Regions from separate parts of the Mus musculus genome. Here all the other regions are linked to region 3. Evidence: chromatin loops called from intact Hi-C (ENCODE). Cell type or tissue: left cerebral cortex. All regions are shown on one strand.

Region 1 (8,000 bases), 1.2 Mb before region 3:
CTGACAGATTCATTCAATTGTTTTCTGTAGAGCTGGCTTAGTGGTTATAAATTCCTTTAACCTATTTTAATTTCTGGAAGTTTCCATTTTTTCCTTCAATGATGACAGAAAGCTTTGCTGGGTATGTTAATCTGGGATGGAAACTGTTGTCTTTCAGAACTTGAAGTGCATCTGTCCAGGCCTCCTGCTTTTAAAGTTTTAATTGAATAATCTGCTGTTATTCTGATGGGCCTGCTAGATATGTGCCTTGGTGTTTCTCTCTTATTGTTTTCAATATACATCTTTATTCTGTATGGTTAGTGTGTGAATAACAGTATGAGGAGGGGGATACTTTATGGGGTACAACTTTGAAGATCAAGTTACATAGGCAAATGCCATACCTACTCAAATGTCATCTTTATTAAATGTAGAGGGTTGATACTGAAATAATTTTTAATCAAGAGCATTGTTCTTCTTACCGACTCATAAACTATTCACAGTATAAACACATGCATAAGCATAAAATAAAGAATGGAAGATAGTTGGTTTCTAGCTTGAGGATGCTCCCAAATTAGACCATTAAGTGCCTCCATGACAGTTTTGATCATTCTTTTTTAAAAGTTATGATTATTGTTTGTTAGTTGTGACCGGAATATTGCTGTGTTACTTAGGATCTCTTGGAACTCATGATTTTCCTTCTTCAGCCTACCGAAGCCTGGATAAGAGATCCCTTCCCCCGACCAGCTTTTGATGTGGTCTGCTTTGTATATATGTGTGCTGTGCAGAGGTACTGCTCTGCTCACACATCTTTTGTTACATTTTATTTCATGCTAGAGTGCTAGGGTAGGCTGCCCCAGGCTGTCCTCAAACTGCTGATGCCCTTGCCTGAGTCGTCTGAGTGCTGGGACCGTGGTGTGGACCACCACCTCCTCACTGTGGAAGGCCATCTGGGTTTGTCTTTGTTTGATTTCTGCTACTGGGATAAACACTGTGACCCAGAGCAGCCCTTGACTTCTAGGCTTGCCCGCTTGCCATTCAGCAGTTGTTACTTCATGACTTTGTGTATGTTTGATCTGATAGGATACAGGAGCCATGTCAAGTCCCTGTATTTGTTGAGACTTACTCTGTGTCCTGATACTTTGGGTTTATTTCATCTTACAAGTTGTAGCCCATCACCCCGGTACACTACCCAGAGGCACACTAGAGAGCAGGAAACAGTACAGCTTGCCGATGCTAAGCTCCTCTGTTGCTCTAAGAGTCCTGCCTTTTATTCTGAAATGTTTACAGAGTAGGAGAGAGTTCTGATTCATCATAAACAATGTACAGACATTGGACAATGATGTTTAATCTCCAAATGGCTGAACTTTCAACACTGAATTCTCTTACAAGTGATAAACATGGTTTGATAACCAAGAAGACACTAAGTGAGTAACCACAGGGTTAAAAAAAAAAACTAAAAAAACCCAAAAAACAAAAACAAAAAACCCCAGGTGTATTGACTTACCCTGTAATCCCAGATTTAGGGAGGCAGAGATTGGGGATTTCTGTGGGTTCCAGGCCAGCCTCAGCTACAGAGGGAGGCCTTGTCTGTTAATCTATGCGCTTCTTCTCTATCTCGGCACTCATCTTGGTAGCATCAGATCTCAGCCTCAGATCTATCTTAATTTTAAAACCATAGCCAGCACTTACCAACATTTTCCAGCATCATGGAGGGAGCATGGGTTCTATGCCCAGATGAGTCTGAGAATTACCTCTGTGACTGCCTATGAACGAGGCTTTGCGTCTTCTTTCTGTTAAGTGAGCTTCATTCCAAGCAACTTAATGACTTGTCGAGGGTATCAAATGAAAACATACACCAAGTATTGGCTGTAGAAAAGACATTGATAATGTTCAGTTCCTTCTTCTGTGGCATCTTTAATTTCCTGATGAATAAATGCCTCATTGACAAGTTTGTTCAAGTCTGATGAGATCCCCGGTTTAAGAGACTGGAAAGAGTTAGTTAAATAAAGCCAGTGATATCAAATATTCATCAGGTGCAGTCAATGGGCCCTCTTAAAATTAGCGAACAATATTAATGTAAAGAAAACAAAATAGTGAAGAATTTGGGATACAAAACTATTTTTTTTTCTTTGAAACTTATTTCTTAGTCATGAATTCTAACCCATGACTACTTGGTTCTAGTAAGTGAGCAAATTGTGTTTCTTATTTGATCGAATTGCTGTGTCGTTATTTTTAGCACTTAAATTTGATTAGAAACAGGACTACTTCCGGCAGAGCTCAAAATCCTACACAAATTCCAACATGAAAGAAAGAACAGTCAATGTAACGGGTAAAGAGTTATGCACGTGAGGTCCTTCTCACAAGTGAGAATGAGTTTAACAGTTCTCTTGGGTCTGAATGGCATTTTTAGAGCTGAGGCAGAACAGCGCTGGCTTGGTTATCCAGCTGTTGGCTGTGCGAAGCTTAGGGCCATATCCCTACCACGTGCAGAATGTGCTCGACACAATTTACCCAGAGTACCTTGCAACGCAGCGGCGCTTTCGGAATAGGTCAGCATTGCCCAGACCGACACTGAGAAAACAAACCACAGGAAGTTGAATGTTCTTGGGAGTGAGATGACTGGGGAAGAATTTAAAGCATAAAGTGTATTTTTAAGGATGAGTGGAGTGAGCGAAGGGAGCTGGGGTGCCCAGAGTCTTATCAGCCACTGTAAACTCTTCAAAGTCAGAGAACAGAGCTGGCTTTTTGTACACAGGCTGAATAACGCAGGACTGGAAAGTATGCACAGCAAATACTTATTGAGCAGACAAGGGGTTGTGTGCCCTAAAGTGAAGGGTGGGTGTCTATTCCGAATGAGGAGGAGCAGAACTCCGCAAACTATATGTACGCCCCAGCTTTGTTGAAGACCCTGGAGTTGTACATGGAGGTGGACGGTTGTGAGCTCCTTTTATAAGGTCTATAATAATGACGTTGCTCAGTCATTGAAGCGCCTGTGTGGGTAAGGACGAGGAAAGCTGGACATGATGACATGTGCCTGTAATCCTGCCCTCTGGATGTGGAGGCTCCCTGGAGCTTGCTGGCTCGCTAGCCTTGCTGAATCAGTGAGCTCCTGGCCAAGTAAAACAGCCTGTCTCAAAGAAAAAATGCAGAGGGACAGGTAAAAGTCCATGGACATTGACTCTGGTCTACACGCTAGCGTGTGAAAACACACACAGACACACAGACACACAGACACACACAGATACACACACACACACACACACTCACACACACACACACACACACTAAAGGACAGATTCCTTTATGTCTTCAAGGGTTCCTAATAAAACCAGAGCAGTGTTCTGAATAACATCTCTTTTCAAGTCATGTTATTTTGGCTTTCAATGCTAGGAAATGCAATATGAAGGACCACACTACCGTTGGGATTTTATTGTGGGAGAGGCACTTCCAGAGTTCTAGGGGTCACCTGTGCATTTTATCTGTAGTTACACTGTTTTCCTGCAGATGGCACTCTTCTCCCGCAGAACCGTTACCCTTGGACCACCCTGCCCCACTTCCCTGCTGCATAAGACTATGCTGATAGGGAAAGAAATGAAAGGTTTTAAGGTTGGCAAAAGCTTTTGAAAGGGACTCAGTTTATTATCAATATTTGAGTTAAACATCCTAAATGTAAACTAGGCGTACCATTAGAAAACTATATTTAATGAAAAGATAGAAACCCACGATTTATTTTTTGTAAAGTCTAAATTTCGGTTCCATTTTCCTCAGGGAATTCATGAGGAAAGTTACTTCGGAAGCTTAGGTACAGGAGGCAGAAGGAAGGCTTGGTCCCTCTGCGCTTCATCTCGAACCATTCCTCTAGCTCACTTTTGACTTCTTAGGATTTCAGGTAATGGTCTGAGCTTGTAAGGTCAGATGGACAGCTGATAAATTGTGACTGTATTTTGGTGGTGGCCCAGTTCATAGGCCTCACTTCCACCTGGGTCTCAGTTGGTTTTTCCTGCTGCCCTGAAGTCATAGTTGGTTCTAGAGATGCTGGCCCTCAGGATCTTGCCAAGTGTAGGATGGAAACATGAAGCAGAGGTATCAAAGGGCCCAGGACTAACAACTGTGTTAGTCCTACACCTGACAATCACAAGACACGCCTTTGGGCTTGTGCTGCAGTCTTCATGGCCCACTATGGGAGCCGTGTTTAGCTCCTGTACGGTTCTAGCCAGTTAGAATGTTGTGTTCAGAGACAGTGCTTGCTTTCTGGTAACTGTTTGAAACATAGGGGTTCCCATCTCAGTGACCTGAGATTTTTACCCATTCCATCAGCTGCAATGTCGAGGTGGTACTTTTCAGGGGTGGCCTGCTAATCATTAGCTTGTCAATCATGAGGATTATTGTTAAGAAAATCAAAGTGAATTCTTAACTCTCAGCTACAGAACCAGAAGTTTTAAGAAAACACAGCTAGAGAGCAACAAAGCAGAGGGCACTCGGGGACTACTAGCAGGTTTTGGAGCACTGGTTTAAAAAAAAAAATCTGATATTAGTCCTGGCCTGCCCTGCTTTCTCTTTCCATTGGTGATATTTGTCTTAATCTTTAGCTTCTAGTTAGCATTATTTTTGCTATCTTTTTATGTGTAGGTGTTTTGCCTTCATGTACGACTACAACGTGCCTGTGCAATGTCCTCAGAAACAGGAGAGGGCATGGGATGTGCTTGGACTGGAATTAGAGCAACAGTGAACTGCCACGCTGGTGCTGGGATTGAGTCTGGATTCTCTAAATGGCCAGTGCTTAAACTGCTGACTCATCACTCCGGCTTCGTATTTGTTAGTTTTTATTTTCAATTAAGATTCATCCCTAAGGACTTTACTCCCTAAAATGAGCTGAGAATGGCCAGCGTTCAATGTGTGTAAGAAAACATCCATGCCATTAGCTTCAAGGAATCCTAAATTCTCTCCCTAGTTTTCCTGGGCTGGTCAGAAAGCTGGAATGCCTTTTTTTCCCTCCTTTTCCTGTTGGTTCATCTGTTCTGACTATTCTTTTCTTCCATTTCTTCCTTTGCAAGGAATGCTCTTTAAAGACCTGATCTTAAAATTCCACCATAGGCAGAGTCTTTCCTTGAGAAACTGTCTTAAAAATCCCCCAGGAGGAAGCAGCTAGCCAGTCACAACTCCGGGCATTGGGACTCTGCTCTCTGCAACTTTGTTTCCTCTCATCCTGGGATTCATTTTCATCTTGTCTAGAAACCTGAGAGGAAGCCCTACACAATCGGAGGAGAGGCCCTTGGTATTGCAAACATCATATGCCCCAGTACAGGGGAATACCAGGGCCAGGAAGCAGGACTGGGTGGGTTGGGGAGCAGGGCGGGGGGGGGGGGGGGGTATAGGGGGCTTTGGAGATAGCATTTGAAATGTAAATGAAGAAAATATTTAATAAAATGCCTTAAAATAAATTTTTAAAAGACCTCATTGAACCAGTGAATAAAATGATTTTAATGTTTAAAAAAAAAAAAAGTTAAATAATCCCCAATGCATGGGCGGACTATTTAAGGATAAAGAAACCCAACTCCTACCTGTCCAAAGGGATAGGGCAAGCAATAGTGAGAGCTCCCTGGGGGGGAATACTTTTCTGTAAACACGAACAAACCCACTAAGGTAAATGTGCACACCCTAATTCTGTTTCCATACTGGAACGCGAGACTCTATTCACACTAACCGGAAGTGCCGTATTTCGTTCATATCTACATCCCAGCTCTCAGTACAGTACCTGCCACGCGGTAATACCTATTGAAATGAAACTCAAAAAGCTGCCCATGGATCGGCCCGTGTTACTTCCTGTTCATCAATAAAAGATAGCCTCACTTTCTGTGAGAATTTGTAAGAATGTGTCTAACACGTTCTTACAAATAGAGTTATGGGATTTGTCCTGGGTGCAGCAGCGTCTTAGAGGAAGATGCAAGAATAGATATCTGGGATATTCTTAGCCGGTTGCAATGCACCCTGTGTTGGGTAGAGGGCAATGTTGGCACACAAAATGTAAGACAAGCATTTTCAGAAGAGGCGTCCAGGCTTCAGTCAGTTGCTTGCGCCTCATTTCCATCGCAGCAGCCAGCACCAGCACCACCACCGTTATTAATGGCGGCCTATGTCATGGCTAGTAAGTGGGACCACTGATTTTCTTTTGAACCCAAGTTTTCTCACTGTTAGCTCAATAGGTTTCCCTGGGACATTATAATGATTTCTTTCAATGGATTTGTCTTTTGCTAGTTACGTATGTCTCGTTATAAGAGTAATATTACCGGGGGCTGGAGAGATGGCTCAGTGGTTAAGGTCACTAACTGCTCTTCCAAAGGTCCTGAGTTCAAACCCCAGCAACCACCTGGTGGCTCACAACTGACACTCTCTCCTGGTGTGTCTGAGGACAGCTACAGTGTACTTACATATAAAAATAAATAACAAATAAATCATTTAAAAAAGATTAATATCATTGCAGAAATTCAAACTTAGAAGAGTTTATTTTTTTATTTATTTTCTTTAAATTTTTTTTGTTGATGTTCTTTCCACTGCCTCCTCTTTCTCTTTCTTCTTAAGACAAACAAGGTCTCACTCTGCAACCCAGACTAGCCTGAAACTCGTGGTCATCCTCCTGCATCAGCTTCTAGGCAGAGCATTTATGCTTATAAAGGCAAAAGTTCCCATGACTTTAACCCTCTCTCATACACAAAGTATAGTTTTTAGTATTTTCCTATGTTTGAACAGATCTATTGCTGTAGCATAAATGAAAACATACTACATATATATATATATGTTCATATATATGTATATATAATCATTAACAACTCTATGTCTCATTGTCTTAAATTGGTCAGTAGACAATCTGGGTTGATATGTTACTCAACTTCATGTACTTTTTAAAACTGATACTTGTGGGATACATCAAGATGTTGATCCTGCAGTGCCTAGCAATTGTTTTTTTCTCCTATTCTTTCCAGATTAGCATTATTGTGATTTTAGCCATTTTAATTTGTAACACATGGTGTGATTCAAAGCACTGAGTCTTAGCATCTGTCAATGATAAGATCATTCCTTTTAGTGATATGAGGATAGTTGCCAATAGCGTGGCAGAATTTGGCGGTCCATTGTGATGTTGTTAATGGCAGCAAAAAAGAACTTATGGGGAATGGCTTTTTCTACTTAAGCCTCAGCCAGTTCTTTGAAGTTTCCTTTAGCTCTCCACACAAAATTAAAACCAAGGAAACTTTGGATTTTTTCCAAAGCAAAATCATTTTCCCCCCTATGTCCAAGGTTTGTATGATACAGATAATTTAATGGGGCTAGCTGATATTGGTATGTCACTTCTCAATGTGTTGACATTGTATGCTGGAGTGATAATAACAGGGTATGTATGGAGGTGCAGGGAATGGAAACCTATGGGATGCGGGAGATGGGGTGCACAGAGATCGTCGGATGAGAGCAGTAGACTTTGGAGTATCTGGGTATCAGCAGAGTTTGGAGTACCTGAGTACTGTCTTTGAGAGCACTGATGTGAGAGTTTCTTGATTTGAACTCGGCTGTTTATATCTCATACTGTTCCTCTGAGCTTCAGATTTTGTGTGCATCTTTCTTATGTGTTTGAACATCTAAGCAGGCTATAAATATGCATTGTGCAGGATATAATATGTATTGTGCTCACCAAGAATATTTTCCTGGTTGTCCTTTCTCATAATTTGTAAGTAAACACATACTTGAGATGTTGGGAATGTGTGCCCATTATCCTGATACTGGTTAAATAAAATGATTTGACATTACTGATATCATACAGTTCTTGAAGACAGGGCTAATTTCTTTTGGATAGTCCTAATTGTTCAACATGAAAAACATCCATGAATTGGTTCTTAATATGTAAGGCTGGCTGGTTGACTTTCCAGGTGGGTAGACAGATGAATAAACCACGAGGCTGGGCTCCTTCTAACAGGGGGCTATCTTAAGTTGCTTCTTAGTAAATATTTTAGTGTCCTAAGGACACGTCTGAC
Region 2 (8,000 bases), 120 kb before region 3:
ACCTGTATTTCAGGGGAATGTTGACAATCCATAACTCCAGGGTGGACTACTAAGCCCTGTAAGGTGAGTGAACCCCGGCCGAGAATAAGGCCCATGGTTCCCGGGGGCAAGGATGGTATAGGCTCCACCGGCACCGGCTGAATACTCATTTGAGGCATTAGTAGGAAGTCGGAGGCGGCACGCAGGTCCACCCTTGTGGGTCTTCCTGGGTCGCCTCTCTGACTGCTTCCTGGGTCCTGACAAACCGGTTCCCATATCTTTGAGGGCCCTGGGACCGAGGGCCCGATGACCCGTTTTTTGGCACATAAGCTGATTGACTATCAGGTGGGGGAAGGACTCTGCCCTTTATATCCCTCACAGAGCGACACTGGTCAGCTCTATGATAACCCTTGCCACACTTAGAGCAAAGAGTGAGAGTCCCTCCCTGTTTATCTGGAGCTCTGCAATCTTTCTTAAAATGCCCAGGCTTTCCGCAATTAAAACATGTCCTCTGATTATTTCTGCCCATGGAGCGGTTCTGAGATTGAAGGATGGCGGCCGCTAAGCCTGCATTGGTGAGAGGTCCCCCAAGCTCTCGACAGACCCTGAGCCAGTCTTGTAAGCCTTTGTTCTTTCTTGGGGCTATGGCCGCTCGGCACTCCTTTGTGGCTTGCTCATAGATTAGCTGTTCTACCAGAGGCGCAGCTTGCTCTGACTCTCCAAAAATACGCTCTGCTGCCTCTGTCATTCTGGCCACAAAATCTGAGAAGGATTCCTGAGGTCCCTGGACAACTTTTGTTAATTGACCAGTGGTTTCACCTGCTCGGGAGAGCGCCTTCCAGGCCCTAATAGCCGTGGAAGAAATCTGGGCATAAGCTCCCCAATGGTAGTTTGTTTGATCAGCAGAATAAGCTCCCTGACCCGTTAACAAGTCAAAAGTCCAATCTCTCTGCTCTGGAGTCAAAGCAGCTGCGTTTGCTCGGGCCTGCGCTTGTGCAGTTTCATGCCAAAGAGCTCTCCATTCCATATATTTGCCCATACTAGGGAGAGCGGCTTTTACAACCGTTTGCCAGTCGGCAGGAGTTAGTGCCATGCCGGCAAGCCTGTCTAACTGCACCAAGGTAAAATTAGCATTGGTTCCGTATTTACGGACCGACTCGGCAATTTCTTTAATTTGTAAGTATTCTACCGGAGCGTGGACACGCCCACCCTCGGCTCCTTCAAAGACTGGAAATGCCTGTTGTATTTTCCTTTGTTCCTCTCTGGGAATGAATGAGTCTGCGCACTGCCTCTCTGCGCACTGCCTCTCTGCGCATCTCTCTGCGCACTGCCTCTCTGCGCATCTCTCTGCGCATTGCCTCTCTGCGCATCTCTCTGCGCATTGCCTCTCTGCGCATCTCTCTGCGCATTGCCTCTCTGCGCATCTCTCTGCGCATTGCTGACGCACTACGCAGGGCGGGGGCTCCGCATAGGGCGGACCTTGAAACCGACTGCCGGGAGGTTGAACAGTACGCTGGCTTTCGCCAGCCGCTTTTGGCTTTTTTCTTGACCAATTAGCTGGCTGGTAATGGGCTGCTTCTTCCTCCCAGTCTGTTTCCTCAGAGGAGAATTCTTCATCTGCTTCAGAACTACTAAGAGCTGGCTTCCTGAGCTCATCTAGTGACGAGTATCTCCTAGAGACCTCCGCTAATCAATCTTTTTTCTTTTCTTTTTTCTTTTCCTTCCTTCTAATCTCTCCCCAGGTATTCTTACCTGACCTAAACTTTTCCTCGGGTTCAAGACCCTTGGAAAGGCCTGTATACTTATTTTGTGTACCATATTTTCTCTTTGCTCCTACTCTCTCTCCCCGCTTTACTTCTGATAGATTGCCCTGAATTTCATCCAGAATTTTCAGCCCTATCTTAATCACCTGATAACATGTGAAAAGGAACAAAAGGGCTCCTAACATTAGAAAAAATTCAAGGCCAAACATATTCCACTTTACTTCTGATAGACTGTCTTGAATTTCCTTAGAAAGTTCAAGGCCAGGCTTACCTCGTAAAGCTATACTTACGGGTACTCTCGTTCCCCAGCTGAAAAGTTCTGAATTCATACAGTTGAATCCTTCTTAACAGTCTGCTTTACGGGAACCTTTATTACCGCGACCCGCAGTTCTGGTTCTGGAATGAGGGATCTTCCTTGCGCCAGTCCCGAGTTTTTTCTCGTCCCGGGTTTCGGCACCAATTGTTATTAGACGCGTTCTCACGCCCGGCCAGGAAAGACGCAACAGACCAGAATCTTCTGCGGCAAAACTTTATTGCTTACATCTTTGGGAGCCAGGAGGGCAAGCGCCCAGCGCCCAGCCCCAAAAACGAAAGCCCCTTCAATAATGAAACCGAAACCCCTTCCCTCTTTAGGAGAGTTATATTTCGCCTAGGACGCATCACTCCCTGATTGGCTGCAGCCCATGGCCGAGCTGACGTTCACGGGAAAGGTAGAGTACAAGTAGTCATAAAATACCCTTGGCTCATGCGCAGATTATTTGTTTACCACTTAGAACACAGGATGTCAGCGCCATCTTGTGACGGCGAATGTGGGGGCGGCTCCCAACATACCATGAGTGTTTTCAACGTGTATTATTAAATGGAGTAAACTCCAGATCCTGAACCAAGAAGCAACCGATACTGATTTATGGCCCTTGTTCAACTTGTTCATGGCAGAGGGTTGACTTTATTTTAGAATTCAATGGACCAGCATACACTGTCTGGTCAGTTGTGGAAATATATGCTGTAGGGCATTTCCATATGTGGGTGGCAAATCCAGTGACCTTCAGGCCCAGGAGTATATGAACTGGGTTGTCCTGATTTGTTGCTCACAGTTCTGAGCTAGTCTAGTTTAATAAATACTGGGGGGTAATCAAAAATGATGGGATTCTTGTCAGAGATTCAAGCCAACCGATGGTGCTTTGTGCTATGACATAGGCTGACCAGACAAACATGTTTGTCTGATAAACAAGATGCCGTGCAAACAAAACCAAAAATTAACAAACAGACAATCCCCAAAAGCAGCAACAACAAACCTGTCTTTTAAAGTTTACCTTATTTCAAACATGTTAGTTAGATCAAACCAGTAGAATTCGTGAGTTTCCCTCGAAATACGGATTTTAGAACTTAAATGCAATTGAAATAAATATGCTAAGTTTCTAAGTTTGATTTTGATGCTCTCCTGAGTGACTTGTTTAATGTTGACCTGAGTGACAGAGTAAGTAAATAAATAAATACATAAATACTGGGGAAGGGGGAGGCAAGAAAAACTTACTCTTTCAAAACAAAAGGGCCAACTTTCCCGGTGAAGAAAAAGCCCACTAGAGGTCACTTTTCAACTCGTTTCTCCAAATAGCTGAAAAGTGAGTCTTGATTCTAGCTACTATTTCTGCTCCCTCTGTGTCCCCGAATTTCTGGTTAGAAGCTGTTACTGAAGCTGTGATTTACCCGAGAGGCTGCATACAGTCATTTCTCAAGTAAGATTTCTGTGGTGATATTTCTGATTGTTTTGGGTCCCTCACTAATTCCACACTATTTCTGATTGTTAAATGCCACTATTGGAACCCAAGCAAGCTGTGCTCATCTCCTGAAGTTCTAGTGAACTTTGCAAGGCTGTATTTCCACAAACAAGGCACCGAGGGCTGCAGACTGTGAAGTGCCCATTCAGTCACCTTCTCTTGCTACAAATAGCAGCACTTCCACAAAAGCACCATCGGTTGGCTTGAATCTCTGACAAGAATCCCATCATTTTTTATTTCCCCCAGTATTTATTAAACTAGATGTTGATCCAGTTTGTAAAAAAGTAAAGGCTTAGGACTGGGAGTTTAGCTCAGCTTGGTGGTAGAGCACTTGCCTAGATGTAGCCCCAAGGATTTACTTACGGTAACACACACAACACACACACACACATACACACACACACACACACACACACACACACGGGAAAATTCTAAGCTCGTAACATATCTAATTTAACAAAAAGACATCTTAAAACCATTTTTCTTTCAAGTTGAGCACCAAAACACTCGCAAGCTTCTGTTGTGTCAATGCTACTACTTGTATAGAATGCAATCACTATAAGCAGTCTTGTCCATATACGAAGGGCCTCTGGGATTCTCAAATGCCCACTGTATCCTTCCAATATTAACATAGTTACTGATCTTCAAACACTTCTCAGTTACGTGAAATTTCAGTCAAAATCAAGGACATTTAAACTTGATATTTCCCTACAACAAGTGGGTGGTTTGAATAGGCTTAGGCCAGGGAGTAGTGCTATTTGTTGATGTGCAGAAATTATGTTGGCTTCTAAAACCCTGCCTGTCTCTTAAGGTCATTACGGTCCCTCGCCTACTTATGTGACATAGAACACCAGACAAGGGTCTTAACTCCTGACCCCTTCCCTAATTTGGCCCACTCATACTGTCCTTTATCACAGCAGCTCAGTATAACTCTAGTCTCACAACTTCTTATTCAAAATACACCTCAAAGGTACCTGGACTCTTGATTCTGCAATTTCACAGACACTTCACTAATTTTTCCTACACACACCCCACTAGAAAATATAGTTCATACCTCATTATTTCAGTCCTTACCAGTCTAACTGTACCATGCCATAGTGGTCACTGCACTGATAGGATACATGTTTTTGTCTTTTATTTTTTTTAATCAGAATTTCTCTGCATAGCCCTGGCTGTCTTGGAATTTACTCTATAAACTCAGAGGCCCTCGAGTCTCTTCTTTCCATGTACTGTGATTAAAGTCATGTGCCACCATACCAGGCTCCCATTATCATCTTCGGCCTTTAGAGAACTGGCATGATTTCAGTTGTAAAATCAATATTCTGGTAGCCATGTTGAAACTGGAATATAGGTAAGGAAGCAAAGATGAAAATAGTATGATCAAGAAACCCTGCAATAATCCAGGCAGGAGATGACTGTAGATCAGTGTCAGGTGGCAAAGACAGCAGAAGGGCTGTACACTGCATGTGGCTGCCCTCATCTTCCAGTGCACTCTCTGAGAGAAAAAACAACAACAACAGTTAAGAAAATACCTAATTCAATCCCTGCCAACTAATGGAAACCAGAAACCTTCTAGAAGCCACACACTTCCAAGTGTGCCTGTCAGCTTTGTAATTTTGTCACTTCCACAGGACTGACTTGCAGTCATACAGTTCTTACATAGTTTATCAATCTCATTCTCTCACATAGACTCTTATTCAAGTTTCAGAACAGCACAATGATGAACTAACCTGGCTGAGTAGTATCTCTATAACCCCTGAAGAAGAAACCATGTTTTTCTTGCAAAGCTTTCAAACATGAGCTGCTACAAAGTAACACCGAGCTCAGGCTGTTTGACAGCACCGTAAAGAACTGTTGTTAGGCTGCTGCTGTTTGCAGTTGGTTGCTGTGGACCCAAGGAATGGGTGAGTCAAAGAACGAGCATGCACAACATTGTTTAATGATCACTAATTTGGCACACCTGGGTATTATGAATGTCAAGTAGTCAGGATTGGGTCACAGGATATATAGCTGGACTTGGAATGAGCAAGCAAAAATAACTATCAGAGTATGTAATACAAGAAGCAGGACACTTGGGAGTCTGTTCCTGGCTTTACTGGAGAATTTAGTGGAGACTTATTGCTGACTGAGTTTTCTTCTGTCTGATTACAAAGAAAATATGGTTGTTTAGAAAACAAAAGTTTAGCTTTGTCCAATTATATTTTGAGTTGAATATAGGATTGAAAAGCTGGAAGGAAGCCTGATTTCCATGTTCTAAAGAAATTAGGCTGGGAAACTAGCACAGTAAATTAGCCTTGTTCAGAAAGGTCAGGCTGAGGGAGATAAATGATGCGCAGGATTGGAGATAAGAGCAAGAGAGGATGGTGTAGGTGTGCAGTCCTGGCACTCTGGAAGCTGAGGCAGGAGGACCCAGAGTTTGAAGCCAGCCAGGGTTATACAGAAAGTTTAAAGATAGCTGGAGCTACATAGAGGGACGCTGCCAGTCAATTGAATAGCACAAGGGCAGCTCAGCGGTTAAATACTTACTTGGTATGAGCAAGGCTCTGGATTTGACCCTCAGATTAGCAAAATCATGTTTAAGGAAAGACAGATTCATGCTATTTTAACATTGAAAAGGATTTCCTTTTCCATGTCCACAAATTAGAACTTTTTTCCTAGTAATTTCCTTCAGTTTACCCATGGTGTATTTTTCTCTATTATAGTTAGAAAAGTATATGTTTTTGTTGGCGCCGATGCCTAGGCTTAAAATATTATCACTGTACTGATAGTATGACTTCAGGAAGTTTCCTTCACCCATAGCCTCATTTGCTTCATTTTTAAAAATGGCAGTTATAAGATGTACCCCATGCGCTTGCCGTGATAGCATGAAAGAACAACGGCAGAAGTGCCTGGCACTCAGTAGGTCTATCTCACATGATAGGCACTGATGTCTAGCCTCGACTTACTTCTTCCTTAGCCTTCTACGGGAGGGGTTCATTCATTGAACTGATTCTGTAGAAAATGAAGCAGTTCATGCTTGGATGTTTGCCTTCTTTCCTGTCTCAGATATCCATATCCTTTTCTCCCATAATACAAAGAACTGTCCACAGCTATAGCCATCTAGTCATTTACATGGGCTTAGTGTGGAGTTTATTTCTTTGAGCGTGAAAGTTACATAGAGATAACTTAATCACTTACAATTAAAAAACTTTTAGCTAGAAGATATAAATAATTTTCCCTCGAGGTACATGGTGACAAAGACTCAGTTCTGGGAAAATGGAAACTCAAGTCCATGGTGGCTCTTTGTGTAACAACCCGTCCACCATTGCGGGCTTCTTGGAATTGGGGCATGGCAAGCTTTTGTCATCGTGACAGAATCTGAGGCTCTAGTAAACAAGCACAAAGACATGATTATGGAAAGGAGGTGGTGTGGATGCCTGAGGCCCTTCTGATTACATGATCCAGAGAGCCTTGTGAAAATGAAGACAGTACTATTAAAACACTCAAGTATACGGGCTTGAGGGGCTCAAACCTTATGATTTTAAGTCACTTAATGTTGCACTAAGAGAAACTAAAATTCTAAATTTCAATTCATATTTTTATTGTTTATGTTCACTCATACAAAGACAATTTTAACTGATGATTTTAACTGTACCCCTCTCTCTCTCTCTCTCTCTCTCTCTCTCTCTCTCTCTCTCTCACACACACACACACACACACACACAAACATACACAGACCCCTTGTATAAATTTTGTCTTCACAGGGCAGTGAAAACATGCACAAAAAGAATCATAATTATACAGAGACATCTTTTTTTTCAATACTACTTTTTTATTTATTTTTTAAAGACTTATTTAATATTTATTATATGTAAGCACATAATAGCTGTCTTCAGACATTCCAGAAGAGGGCGTCAGATCTCATTACAGATGGTTGTGAGCCACCATGTGGTTGCTGGGATTTGAACTCAGGACCTTCGGAAGAGCAGTCGGTGCTCTTAACCGCTGAGCCATATCTCCAGCCCCCAATACTACTTTTGATATTAGATCCCTAGTAAAGAAGGAATGGTCGTTAACAGATGTGGTTGTCCAACACAGAAAATAGTCTAATACTGTCTCTTTCCTTCTGCATTCAAAGTAAGTTTCGAGAACGTGATCTCTGGGACGTCCAGCAAGACCCTTCTCATCCTGGCTCACTCTTAGGTGCAGCCACAGGCCTGACTACCACTGTGAGCCTCGCTGGCTTCCCATGTATGGTAGATGAACAGGAGTGCCATTTCAGAGGTGGGACAGTCAGGAACAGCGGCAGACACTGCCACTGTACCTAGGTCCTCTGCTCACTCCCATTAGATTTCATTTCCAAAGGGAAATTCCATGCAAAGTTAATAAGAATCAAGACGGCAGTAGCAAGACATTAAATGAATCTGAATCTGCACTGGCACAAGGTCAGGAACTGACTGTAATTCAGGAGTTCCTGGGTCCGTCAGGCAGATACTCAGCT
Region 3 (8,000 bases):
AAGAGAATCCAGTGCTCTTCGTAACTGTGCAGCATCTGTCCAGCCTCAAGACAAACTTTCATAGTTCTGAAACGTGCTATATGAGCTGCCAAGGGAGGGCAGCCACCCACATTTCTACCCATATGTGATCCTATGAACCACAGCAAGGATCAGCATGGCAAGGCACTCCTACACGTGCGATAGTTGCCTTGTCATAACCAATAGTTGTCTAGTTGGACTTAAAGCCTGCTCAAAAGGAGGTGCCTTAGTCAGGGTTTCTATTCCTGCACAAACATCATGACCAAGAAGTAAGCTGAGGAGGAAAGGGTTTATTCAGCTTACACTTCCACATTGCTGTCCATCACAAAAAGAAGTCAAGACTGCAACTCAAGCAGGTCAGGAAGCAGGAGCTGGTACAGAGGCCATGGAGGGATGTTCTTTACTGGCTTGCATCCCCTGACTTTCTCAGCTTACTTTCTTATAGAACCCAAGACTACCAGCCCGGAGATGGCACCACCCACAAGGGGCCTTCCCCGCTTGATCACTAATTGAGAAAATGCCTTGCAGCTGGATCTCATGGAGGCATTTCCTTAAGATAGGCTCTTTCCTCTGTGATATCTCCAGATTGTGTCCAGTTGACACACTAAACCAGCCAGTACAGGAGGGAAATCATGCTTGGTACTAGGAAAGCTACCCACCTAACCAGGGGACTAGTGAGGTCCTAGACCTCAGGAAAGAACTCATTAGTGACACTTTACAAAACCAGACCAAGTCCCAACTGCATTCTAAGTACTTATCACTAAACTGGTAAGCATAGCTCCTAACCCGCATCAAAGGAACTTCTTTTTGCAAGAGACCGTTAGAGGAATCCAGAACTGGTCCAAATGCAGAAAGATCATGGGGGTATCAGTTCTAATGAATACACTTACAACACATCTCCTGTACTTAGAGCTCAAGAAACATTTGGCAGAGGTGGCAGGAAGATTCTAATAGCCAGAGCATCAGTAAATCTGCTGTGAGATTGTGTCTCCTAGAAATAACAGGGAAGCTTCGCCCAGAATACCTAAAAAATATGGCTGTCTAAACAAGCCATGAGAAAGGACAACACCAATAGACAATGCTAATGGAAGAGAGAAATATTATTAGACTCCATCCCAGGTCAAAGAACCACAGACAACCAGGGGATCTTATCACGTAGTACATTGGATTTTTTTTTTTATCAGCTGCTGATATTGGTCAATCTCAAACCTGGAAACAAATCCATCTTTTATTGTCTTCCTTCTGAACTCTATCGCACTGTCAGCTGTTGAAGAAGAATGGAAAGTTCATGAATTACGACATATGAACAACTATGTCTCTGTGACTGACATGCCGGGAAGTTCAACATGCTAAGTTACAAGACTGTGGAAACCCAGTGACCTCATCCCAAGAAATAGCTTAACCGCATTCATTGTCATCATTATTACAAAGCACACACACACACACACACACACACACACACACACACACACACACACACACACACACAAAGTTCTCCTTGGCTCATGATTAAGCAATAGCCCTCACCTGCAATCACAGACAGTTGGGTAACATCAGACACAAATTGCTTATCTTATTAGAGAGAGCATGTGTTTTTCTTTCCTACAATATGGTAATGTATTAAGTCCCTCCTAATGGGACCTCAAGTTCTTACTCAGAGTGTTTAGCATTTATTAACATAATTAGCACAGCACCCCTTTCCTATCATGTCCACGTACAAAAATTACAATCTCTACTTACTTTCCCAGCTAGCATAGGATATTACTAATTATTTGGGAAAAGAAAAAGATAGAGTGTAGTTTGAAATGACTTCATCCTGCTCTAGTGAGAATAGAAGAAAGCCCATTTGTTTCAAAGAAATGCTAGGGTTTGGTTTTCCCTATGCCCTTTTCTTTATAGTATGGCCTTCTTTACTCTGTAGCTAAGCTGAATAGGGCATGTATTTTCTTATTCTTCCATATGTCTCTTCTCTCTTACACCCTGCAGTTTGTTGTGAAATATATATTCCCCATCTTTTGGCAAAGAATAGAATTTCTGGGATCGGTGCTAAATTCCTGGATTCAATGTTTAAAAGTCCCAGACTTGAAGAAGGAATTTATGGTTTCCAAAATAAAGTATTTCTTCGTCATAACAAAGGCCTCACCATAGAAAAGAGACTTGCTTAATCTTACATATTTCATGGTTGCCATTCCTTCTTGGCATTTTTCAGGCTCAGGTCTAAAGTGTTTCTGAACCCAAAGTGAAAATCTAGAAGACTTGTGTTGTTGGGCTTACTGTAATTTTAACCTTTCTGTGTAGAATGGTCTAAATTTATAAATTTCTTTCACTATTAACAAAGACACTGCTCTGTTAAAAGTGTTTGGGCAGCATTAGAGTCCTTGATTGGAAATACCTTTAAGTTGTTTAAATTTCTATGCTTTCAAGATCATTTCACCAAAGAGCTTCTGACCGTGCGGTTTCTGTCTGCGTGGTCAGTTTAATGAAGCATCCCTAAAAAACGTACAACTGCAATGGATCATGCTAGAACAATGAAGGTAGAAATCGTCCTTGATATCAGAGTGCCACAGGGTCAGGAATTCCAACATTCCTTAGCTGTTTTATGATTTCAAGAGGACGATAAAACCTTGGTGTGGGAGGATGGCAGAAACAGCGGTAACACATGTAAGCACAGCCCAGCACCCCCTAGACGAGCAGCGTGCAGTAGTGTGAGTTCCATTCTGAAGCCATGGCCACCACAGCTTCTCCTGTTTGGGTCCACGGCTGGTCTCGTTTGAAATCTCTTTTACTACACCTTTCAACTTCAGTCAGCTTCCTCCTTCCAATCCTCTTTCCTGTGCCCCTCCCTACTGTCCACCTCTCCCTCCATCCCACACAGAACTTGCGTTTCTTGCCTCCACAGTTTGGAAGATGCGCCTACTGTTTCTAGGCTTTGTATCAATCCGTGTTCCTTACCACACGTTTATTTTTCTTTCTAATAAACAAACTTCTGTATTTGGTTTTACACAGCTCTTTATAACCTATCTTTACATCCACATGCCCCTGTGAGAGAAAAGGACTATTGTTATTTTTTGGGTTTGCTTTTTTGCACCCGACACTTTGGCCAAGTCATTTAAACTCATCCTGTCTCCATATGGAGGATAACACCAATGCTGGTTTTCTAGTGAGTTTGTTGTTGTGATTAAACGAAATAATGGAGATTGTATGGTACTTAGAACAGGGCTGGTATGTGGTAAATTCAAATCAATCACCACACGGAAGCAAGTTTCATATCCTGTGGACCCCAGCGGCAGAAACTTTTTTTTTTTTTTTTAAGCTTTCTGTTGTGTTCAACACACCCAGAATAATGCCTCTGGGACAGAGAGGGGGTGGGTGGTAAGAGAGCACATGGCTGAAAGGTCAGGGTTCTGTAGGACTGAGAAGCTGATATGAGAGGAGCTAGGAGGAGCCTGAATGTCAGCTTGGACTTGAAACCAGGTACATGAGATGCCTAGAGGCCAGCTTGCCCTTCAGAATGCTAAAAGACACAAAAGGCACTTGTCCTCAAGTTTCTTTTGGACCAGACAGTACAGAGACCTCTCCTCTCTACTTGTGATAATGTTTTAGGCCACATGAAATTTTTTCCCCTCTATGCTTGGAGTTTAGTTTCTATAGCTTTCTAGATAATTATACAATATAAATTGTTGGTAGCCTGTTTTTAAAATAAAGCTATAACTTATTGTGCAACTTGGGGTCTTAAATAGACCTGGCTTTACTTTGCCCCCCTCCCCCCCAAAAAATGGAAAAGATTCATTGCAGAATCTGATTTGATTTCTACAAATGCTGAGATGATTGTAAAGTCCCTTGGCATAACAGCAAGCATCTGTGCTTCTGGTGTGGAAACAGTTGTACAAGTCTGCTCTAATGAGAAATGTTTCAGATTCAATTTTATACTATAGTATTTTAAAGAAATGAGTAAATAGAAACACAAGTCAATATCAGCTTCTCAATGGGATATATCATTCCATGATTAGGATCCCTCCCCCCCAACCCAATTTTTTAAAGGACGTTCAAGGAGGCAAGATTTTTCAAGTAATTTTCAACTTATTGAAATTTAAATAACAAAAAGTAAAGGAACTGAAAGGCAGAAGGCAGGAGCAAAGGAGATCACTAAGGCTGCTTCGTTTGGGAAGTTTATACATTGTTCCTGGCACACAAGTAACCAACCATAACTTGCCTTTAAGTTGTAATTTATACAACTGATCACGTGCTATTTTGAAGCACCCAGCAAGACTATTTCCCCTAGATTTCCGGGATACTCTTCTGTCGAGGTTCTTACTGCAAACACTGAGCAGGCACCTTCGGACTTTGCTAAGGCTTTTACACCAAAAAAGTTGGGTTTGCCCTGCAGGGCTGACCGCTCCCAGGGGTTAGAAGCCGCCCAGGGATCCGGCTGGGGCAGGGCCAGCGCAGCGCCCTCTGCCCCGCCCCCGCAACCGGCGCGCGTCCGGCCCGCCCACACCGGTTACTAGGGACGCGTCGGTGTAGCCGCGATGGATCAGGACGAGGGGCTGACGGCCGTGGACAACATTGTCACACAGTTCAACACCTATGAAGACTTCCTGGACTCTCAGATCACTACGGTCGACCTGTACTACCTGGAGGTAAGCGCGGGTCCGTCTTGCTGGCCGCGGCGGGGCTTGGTCGCCCCCTGGCGGTGACGGCGCTCACCGCAGGCCTCTGGCTTCGAGAGACTTCTCTGCAGGCTGCAGGAGTCCCCAGCCCTCCAAACGCTGGTGCGCTGCACAGAGGCCGACTTGGTCGCTGTAAAGTAGTAACAAGGCATAAAACCAGGAGGACGCGTTGCTGTGTGCACCTGAGGGCAGGGCAGCGGGAGGTCCCGGATGCTCGAGAAGACTTAGTTGGAGGGATCTTCAAGCTCCGAGCTCCTAACTCCCAACTGCAAGTCTCACAGCCTGGGCTCAGGTTTTCAAAGGAGTCCATCTCCATATTAAGGACAAACAGAGCAAGCACCATTGGGGGCGGGGGGGGGGGGGGAGAATCAACCCTACAGAACTCTGGGAAGGACTTGAATTTGGCCAACTCCCCTCATTTCTCCTGTGCACAAGGCAGTTTATCATATAGACACCCCTCCTTTTTAAATAGGTGCCACTGTATGAAAATAATCTTAAATGAAGAAAATTTGTCCCTTTTGAAATTATCTGTTAAAATAGTTACAAAACATGATTTTTAACAGCAACAGCAGCGATATCACCAAACAACCAAGCTTTTACGTTTATTAGATGGGTAACTTAAAGTTCCATTTGTGTGTACGCACACATGCATAAAAAGTCAGTGGGCAACTTGGAATCGGTTCTGAACTTGTATTCTGTGGTGTCCAGGGAATGAACTCAAGTTTGGCAGCAAGCACCTTTTCCTTAAGCCGTCTCTCCTGCTTTTAGCCAATATTTTAAACCCACAGAAGTTGCTTTAAATCCTTGCATCTGAAATGAAGCCACTGAATTGATAATTACAATAGATGTTGCAAGAAGCTTATGTAGAAAGAAGGGGAGGTAGGAAGAGAAAGGGTGAGTCCATCTTAATTATCTGACCGGCCAGAGGATGAGGAGCGCGGTTGGCACTTGGTTGGTAGACCGGAAGTAGTGATGCGGAAGTAGTGATGCGGAAGTAGTGATGCGGAAGTAGTGATGCTCCGGAGGTTGAGGAGCGTGGTTGGCGGGACGGAAGTAGTGCGTCTCCATCCTCTGTTTCCCGTGTTCACTAAATAACGACAGAACACTAAAACAACTGCATTGCCACGGCAGCGAGTAACATTAGCTTTGCTGAACTAATTAACAACTTTTATTCTATAAGTTAGCATCATCTAATAAAACCAACCAGTTCAGTGAGTGGAGAAATGATTGACAAGCTTCAGCAAAATTGCTAAGCTATGGGTTTTAGATCCTTTTCCAGTCATCTGCCCCTCTGACTAAACACAGTCCTTCTCTTTAGTGGCTGCCTGCGGACTACCGGAAAAATAAAAATTCCAGTTGAATTTCTTTTCTCAGGTAAGGGGTGAAAGAAATATTAAAATGATTTAAAGATTTCCCTAGATAATGGATTCCAGTCATGGATAAATTAATTACAGATATAAACGACATGAAGTTTTACTCAAAATATTTTTTTTTCCAATACTGAGAACATTTTGGGCTAAGGATATAGCTCGGTAGTAGAGTGCTTGCTGGTTTGCTTGAGGCCCTAGGTTTAATCCCCAGTACACACACACACACACACACACACACACACACACACACACACACACGCAACGACACGCCAGCTAATTTTGATATGCTTTGACTAGCTCAATGGTTTGGCACTTCTAAAAGTCACCATGGCTAGTATACATTCCCCTCCCGTATTCTTGAATTAATATTTGCTAAATCCATATTTCATCTCTTCGACCACAAACCCAATCAGGAAATGGTACCTCGGGCCTTTAGGGCCCTAGGCCTTTAGGTCTGTTCTCCTTGTTCCCCCATCTCGGATTCCTTCCTCTTCCTCCTCTCTCCCTCTGCCCCTTGCCTGCACAATCTAAAAGTCCTTCCCTGACTTTCTGCCCAGCTGTAAGGCAATTCTGTTTGTTTGTTTGTTTTGGTTTGTTTTTTTTGAGACAGGGTTTCTCTGTATAGCTTTGGCTGTCCTGGAACTCACTTTGTAGACCAGGCTGGCCTTGAACTCAGAAATACGCCTGCCTCTGCCTCCCTAGTGCTGGGATTAAAGGTGTGCACCACCACGCCCCGGCTTGTAAGGCAATTCTTGGTTACCAAAGGAAGCTAGCTGGGGGCGGGGACCCTCAGGTCTGGAAGTGCGACTTTGGGAGCTGAATTAAGACAAAGCCTTAGAACCAATTCCCAACATTTTTTCAGGTGCTTCTCTGCCATTCGGTATTCCTCAGGTGAGAATTCTTTGTTCAGCTCTGAGCCCCATTTTTTAATGGGGTTATTTGATTTTCTGGAGTCCACCTTTTTGAGTTCTTTATATATATTGGATATTAGTCCCCTATCTGATTTAGGATAGGTAAAGATCCTTTCCCAATCTGTTGGTGGTCTTTTCGTCTTATTGACAGTGTCTTTTGCCTTGCAGAAGCTTTGCAACTTTATGAGGTCCCATTTATCGATTCACCATCTTACAGCACAAGCCATTGCTGTTCTATTCAGGAATTTTTCCCCTGTACCCATATCTTTGAGGCTTTTCCCTACTTTCTCCTCTATAAGTTTCATTCAGTGTCTCTGGTTTTATGTGGAGTTCCTTAATCCACTTAGATTTGATGTTCAACATCCTTAATCATCAGGGAAATGCAAATCAAAACAACCCTGAGATTCCACCTCACACCAGTCAGAATGGCTAAGATCAAAAATTCAGGTGACAGCAGATGATGGCGAGGATGTGGAGAAAGAGGAACACTCTTCAATTGTTGGTGGGATTGCAAGCTTGTACAACCACTCTGGAAATCAGTCTGGCAGTTCCTCAGAAAATTGGACATAGTACTACGGGAGTATCCCACAATACCTCTTCTGGGCATATATCCAGAAGATGTTCCAACCGGTAAGAAGGACACATGCTCCACTATGTTCATAGCAGCCTTATTTATAATAGCCAGAAGCTGGAAAGAACCCAGATGCCCCTCAACAGAGGAATGGATACAGAAAATGTGGTACATTTACACAATGGAGTACTACTCAGCTATTAAAAAGAATGAATTTATGAAATTCCTAGCCAAATGGATGGACCTGGAGGGCATCATCCTGAGTGAGGTAACCCAATCACAAAGGAACTCACACAATACGTACTCACTGATAAGTGGATATTAGCCCAGAAACTTGGGATACCCAAGATATAATATGCAATTTGCTAAACGCATGAAACTCAAGAAGAAGGAAGACCAAAGTGTGGACACTTTGCCCCTTCTTAGAATTGGGAACAAAACACCCATGGAAGGAGTTACA

What was found. Hi-C counts contacts between places; a loop is a spot of excess contacts. Peaks named below come from ENCODE experiments on the same cell type or tissue, not always from the same donor. Only the 100,000 strongest peaks of a DNase experiment are listed, where the experiment ranks them.
Region 1: it touches region 3 in a loop (9-fold over the local background); 22 of 42 quality-filtered maps call a loop at or near these places.
Region 2: a loop joins it to region 3, with 6 times the contacts of the local background. A loop is called at or near these places in 4 of 42 quality-filtered maps.

What each region holds. Positions count from the first base shown.
Region 1 is chr5:97,122,707-97,130,706 of GRCm38, forward strand. No RefSeq gene overlaps it. Among named protein-coding and RNA genes, the nearest start is that of Gm33609, 5.1 kb to the right of the region's middle. In left cerebral cortex, CTCF peaks have their summits at 3,488 (motif pointing right) and 5,970; DNase peaks (open chromatin) are centred at 3,502 and 5,975.
Region 2 is chr5:98,209,373-98,217,372 of GRCm38, forward strand. No RefSeq gene overlaps it. Among named protein-coding and RNA genes, the nearest start is that of A730035I17Rik, 27 kb to the left of the region's middle. In left cerebral cortex, a CTCF peak has its summit at 3,325 (motif pointing right); no DNase peak of the experiment used is centred here.
Region 3 is chr5:98,324,807-98,332,806 of GRCm38, forward strand. It overlaps Cfap299 (cilia and flagella associated protein 299), which reads left to right and starts at 4,498. Exons shown (of 6, transcript NM_001024614.1): 1 at 4,498-4,658. The coding sequence starts at 4,548. In left cerebral cortex, a CTCF peak has its summit at 4,711 (motif pointing left); a DNase peak (open chromatin) is centred at 4,713; H3K4me3 peaks cover 661 bases.